Linked DNA regions of Homo sapiens: region 1 is linked to region 2. A link is a loop called in an ENCODE intact Hi-C map of the cell type or tissue named here. Cell type or tissue: ovary. All regions are shown on one strand. Links, peaks and the distances in the headings refer to the core of each region. The heading gives the core; the rest is flanking DNA.

Region 1 (2,913 bases), core at 276-2,775, 770 kb before region 2:
GCCGAGATGGTATCGTTGCACTCCAGCCTGGGCAACAAGAGTGAAACGCCATCTCAAAAAATAAAGAAAAAGAAAGAAATATGACTGGTGCAACTGCGGAACAGAATTTTTACTTTTCTTTAGTTTATATTAATTTACATTTAAATTTTTAAAAATGATGCTTTTCAGTTTTGGAAACTGAATATGTTTGGAATAACTTGAGTGTGTGAATCTACTTTTTAAACTGTATATTATGAAATCTGTCTGGTTAGAGATCTGCTATAAGTGTAAAATACAAACTAGATTTTGAAGACTTAGACTTAAAAAAAAAAATCCATCCATTGCATCCATCTGTCCATTCACAAAAATCTAAATTTAATCATCTTCTTCTTTTTTTTTTTTTTTTTGATAGGGTCTTGCTCTGGTGTCCAGGCTGGAGTGCAGCAGTGTAATCATAGCTCACTGCAACCTCAAACTCCTGGGCTCAAACAATCCTCCCATCTCAGTCTCCCAAGTAGCTGGGACTACAGGTGTTCACCACCACGCCTGGCTAATTTTTAATGTTTTTGGGTAAAGACAAGTTCTAACGATGTTTCCCAGGCTTGTCTCAAACCCCGGGGCTCAATGGATTGTCCCACCTCGGCCTCCCAAAGTACTAGGATTACAGGTGTGAGCCACTGTCAGGCCAAAGCCATTTTTTTTTTTAAGTAACAACATACACTCACAATGTGAAAATCCGAGAGGAGTAGCAAGTCTAGGGAATGCTGCAAATGACTCGCCAGGTTGCCAATTCTCCAAGGTGGGAATCACATATCTCTTGATTACCAATGTATCTCAGCACCTACCTAGCACCTCACACAGAGTGGATGCTTAATCCATGTTTGTTGAGTGAATGAGAGTCAGTGAGTGAGTAAATGATGAAATGGTCAATCCTTTGGCCAGGGAGCTGAGGGGTCTTCTCCAGCAGACCAGCAAGCATCATCAGGCCAAGTGTGCTTTAATATTAAAAAGAGGAATATAGGCCAGGCGCAGTGGCTCACGCCTGTAATCCCAGTGAAGTGGCTATGTTGTCTGGGGTAAATACCTGGGGTTCATCATCTATCTCATGCCAGGAAAATTTAGGACACACTAGGAGTTTAGGAGCGGAGGTTTAATAGGCAAAAGAAAGAGAAAGGAAGACAAGGGAAGGCCGGGTGTGGTGGCTCACACCTGTAATCCCAGCACTTTGGGAGGCCGAGGCAGGCGGATCACGAGGTCAGGAGTTAGAGACCAGACTGACCAACATGGTGAAACCCCATCTTTACTAAAAATACAAAAATTAGCCAGGCATTGTGGCACGCCTGTAATCCCAGCTACTCAGGAGACTGAGTCAGGAGAATTGCTTGAACCTTGGAGGCGGAGGTTGCACTGAGCCAAGATCGTGCCATTGCACTCCAGCGTGGGTGACAGAGGAGACTCTGTCTCAAAAAAAAAGAAAAAAAAGAAAGAGAAGGGAAAACAGCTCTCTCTCTAGTGAGAAAGAGAGGGGACTTCCCAGAGGGAAAGACCAGCCTGGTGGATGCCGGGACTTTATAGTCAGGCTTGAGGAGGCAGTGTCTGATTTACATAGGGGTCACAGATTGGTTAATCAGATATGACATTTACATAGCAGGTGGGGAAGGCTGGTGGTCCACCCTAATCTTATTATGCAAATGAACTCTCCCCTTGGCCGCAGCCATCTTGTCAGCTCCTTATTGTACCCTTGGCTGGCGGAGAAGGGAGGATGGAGCCACCATTTTGAACATGTCTAGTCCTAGGTAGTTCTTTCCTGCCGGCATCTACCCGTGCAAGCGCCTGGCTTGCTCGTCTATGTCTGTAGCTTGACTGTATAGGTTGCTGTTTGTTAGAAAATGATTTGGGGCCGGGTGCAATGGTTCACGCCTGTAATCCCAGCACTTTGGGAGGCTGAGGCGGGTGGATCACCTGAGGTCGGGAGTTCGAGACCAGCCTGACCAATATGAAGACACCCCGCCTCTACTAAAAATACAAAAATTAGCCAGGTGTGGTGGCACATGCCGGTAATCCCAGCTACTTGGGAGGCTGAGGCAGGAGAATTGCTTGAACCTGGGAGGCGGAGGTTGCAGTGAGCCAAGATCATGCCATTGCACTCCAGCTTGGGCAACAAGAGCGAAACTACATCTAAAAACAAAAAAAGAAAAGGAAAAAAAACCAGAATTATTTGGGGCTGCTTTTCATGAAAAGGAAAATGTTACCAAGAACTTCTGCACCCTCACTATCTGCCTAAGTAATTTCTTAACTCCTGTATCACCAGCACTTCAGGAGTCTGAGGCGGGAAAATCGCTTGAGCCCAGGAGTTCGAGATCAGCCTGGACGACATGGTGAGATGCCATCTCTACAACAAATACAAAAATTAGCCAGGTGTGATGGCATGCACCTGTAGTCCCAGTTACCTGGGAAGCTGAGGCAGGAGGATAGCTTGAGCCCAGGAGGTTGAGGGTGCAGTGAGCCGTGATTGCACCACTGCACTCCCACCTGAGTGACAGAGTGAGATCCTGTCTCCAAAAAAAAAGAAAGAAAAAAGAAAAAAAAAGGACTAGAGAGAGAACACAATCAGGGAGGGTGGAGAAGGATACTGGGGACAAAGCCAGGGCGGGAGTGAGTGTTCTTGGAGCTTGTTCTGCAGAGGCAACAGGGTACCAGGCCAGCGAAAGGAGTGGCAGGAGGAGGCGGGACCTGGTCTTTTTCCTTCCTTGGGCATTCTTTGTGTAGGCCTGTTTTGGGCCAAAGCAGCCCTTGAGGGTGGCAATGTGGCTTGGCTCTCCTTTCTGGGACATGACCCCTGACAAGACGACCTGCCCTGGCAATACCTGCATTGGTAGCTGTCCAGGTCCTGGAGCTGCACTCACACAAGCATTACAGAGACCATCCTTTCCC
Region 2 (2,913 bases), core at 327-2,826:
ACAGGCATGAGCCACTGCACTCAGTCTAAAAAGTTATTTTTAAAATTGGATTTTAAAATAAATTTGAAAATATTTTCTAAAATTTTATTTATATAATTGGCAATTAAAAATTGTATATATTATTATTTATGGCATCTAATTTGATGTTTTGATATATGTATACATTATGCAATGGCTAAATCAATCTATTTAACATATACATTATCTCATATGCTTATCAGTTTTTGTGATGAGAACATTTAAAATCTCTCCGCAATTTTAAAGTATACAATATATCTTTATTGAGAGTCTTCACAATGTATGATAGATCTTTTGAAATTATTTTTCCTGTTTAACTGAAATCTTCTGTCATTCTGAAATTTTAATTTTTTTTTTTTTATTTGAGACAGGGTCTTGCTCTGTCAGCCAGGCTGGAGTGCAGTGGCATGATCTCAGCTCACTGCAACCTCTGCCTCCCAGGCTCAAGCAATTCTCCTGCCTCAGCCTCCCGAGTAGCTGGGATTACAGGTGTGTGCCACCACACCTGGCTAATTTTTGTATTTTTAGTAGAGACGGGGTTTCACCATGTTGGCCAGGGTGGTCTCGAACTCCTGATCTCAGGTAATCCGCCCACCTCGGCGTTCCAAAGTGCTGGGATTACAGGAGTGAGCAACTGCGCCCAGCCTGAAGTTTTAAATTTTGATTAAGTCCATGAGTCCATTTTTTAATGGTTCGTGATTTTCATGTTCTGTTCAGGAAACCTTTGTCTACCTCCAGTTGTGAAGATACTCTGTTTTCTTCCACAATCCACATATTTCTATGCTTTTGGGACTATGATCAGCCTAAATTAATTTGTGTGTGTGTGTGTGTAGGGTTTGAGGTAGAGGCCAAATAGATGGTAGAATTTTAACTTAAATTTGGATCCTTGATATTTGCTTTAAAAAGTCTTTACACAACATGGGCTAGAAGAAAACACCCCAAACCATTGACAGTGTGTGTTCCTGAAAATGAATGGAGAGAAAGAAACAGGCCGGGCAGGAGGCTGAGGCAGGAGAATCTCTTGAACCTGGGAGGCAGAGGTTGCAGTGAGCTAAGACCATGCCACTGCATTCCAGCCTCGGTGACAGAGCAAGACTCCCTCTAAAAAAATAACAATAAAAAACAGACAGACAGACAGACAGAGAAAGAAAGAAAGAAAGAAGGAAAGAAAAAAAGAAACTGAAATGGCATACAAAAGAGATATCAATGAAATCAGGAATGTGCTATTTATTTTAAGAGGAAAGAAAAGGTCAGAAGCAATTATAGCAAGTTGGTGATGTTTGTTCATTCTGCATTGTGGTTACATGCATGTTTGTTGTAAGGACCTGGTTCTTTTTCCTACTGCAAATAATTTTCCAAGTAAAACCAAGAAAAAGTGTACACTACAAAGTAGCAATAAAAAGTTACTTTGAAGATTGGCAGTTTCATGCTAGACAGTGCAATTAGATGCAGTTGAAGTTGCCAAACTCTCTCGAAAGATCACAGAAATTTTCAGATTTGGAGAAGCCACATAGCTGATTCATTCACTGTGAGTGTCTGTCAGTCAGTGGGTGATAACTGTCAGAAGCTTCGGGCTCATTTCCCAAGAAAAACTATATAATGTGAAGCCAAGCTTAATTCAATTAAACAAAGAAAATAAATCACGGCTTCCCTTAAACATTAAGAAGCAGAAAATCTCACAGTTCTTTGATACATCTCAAAACTATGCTGCAATTCAAAACGATGCTAACCCTGTCTGGACAAGGGCTATGAACTGTGAAAAGCTCTGTGCTGTTCTGAGGTTCTGTGTAAAGAACTGCCGATGGCTGAAAGTGATTTAGAACATGCTTCATACTAACTGTGAACACAGCTTAAACTCAAACTTCGAGCTAATAAAGAAGAAAGGGATATGGAATTGTATGCATCAATGCATGCTAAGGGGAATTGAAAAATAAATATGCATTCTAGCGTCGTTCTCCAAGTGTGGTCTATGGGCTGGCAGCATTACCCGAGTGCTGATTACAGATGCAAACTTGCATGTCTCAAGTCTGACTTACTAAATCAGGGGGAGTAGCTCAGGAGTCCGTGTTTCATGAAGCTTTCCAGGGGATGCTCTGGCTGACGCTGGACAATGACTGCTTTAGTGGAAATGTGACATTCAGTTTTAGGTGCACACGGCACCCAAATTTCCTTTCTACATTGGGCGGTGCTTCATCTTAGGAGCCTTGGTAAGTATCCCCCACCTCAACTTGGAAGCCCCAAAGGCCATAAATGTCACCATCCCCCATGCAACTGAGATTTGGGCATGTGACCCAGGCTTGGCAATTCAAATGCAGCACCCCAGCCTTTCAATCTGGAGCTAGGGCTGCAAAGAAGCTGTTTTGGAGGTTCCGTCTGACCCTAGGCAGCACCCAGGGTGTTGTGGTCCCTCGTGGGCACTCTCAGTCCCCTAGTGGCAGTGAGGGTCTTGCTGTAGCTTTGGTGATGGCATTTGGACTCTGGTGCTGGCTACCCTATACCTTACTTATTTCCTATGCCTTCTCCAAGCCTGACCCACCAGCCTTCCTGTCAACTCTGTGAGCTACCCAGTGCTTTAGAATACATTTCTTTTCAGCTTAAATTGGTCAGAGTTGATTTCTGTAGTGGGCATTAAGAGTCCTGACTACATGTGCATTGAATGCAGTGCTTTTTCATTTATTTTATTTTGGTTTTGCTCCAAAGGCACTTTTTCAACTGATATTATGTCTGTGTGCGTGCACATTATATACACACACATACATATACATATTGAGACAGGGTCTCTATGTATGTATGTATTTTGTATATGTAGATATGTATATATTTGAGAGTTTCAAATATATATGAATATATTAAAGATATGCATGTATATATTTGAGAGTTTTCATATATATATTT

The links. A loop is a pair of places that touch in the nucleus more often than their neighbours do. Peaks named below come from ENCODE experiments on the same cell type or tissue, not always from the same donor. Only the 100,000 strongest peaks of a DNase experiment are listed, where the experiment ranks them.
Region 1: a loop joins it to region 2, with 5 times the contacts of the local background. A loop is called at or near these places in 1 of 110 quality-filtered maps.

Annotation. Positions count from the first base shown.
Region 1 is chr7:71,085,189-71,088,101 of GRCh38, forward strand. No RefSeq gene overlaps it. Among named protein-coding and RNA genes, the nearest start is that of GALNT17, 45 kb to the right of the region's middle. In ovary, for the core only: no CTCF peak of the experiment used is centred there; a DNase peak (open chromatin) is centred at 1,752.
Region 2 is chr7:71,853,216-71,856,128 of GRCh38, forward strand. The region is part of intron 5 of CALN1 (calneuron 1); the gene reads right to left. Among named protein-coding and RNA genes, the nearest start is that of MIR3914-1, 550 kb to the left of the region's middle. In ovary, for the core only: no CTCF peak of the experiment used is centred there; no DNase peak of the experiment used is centred there.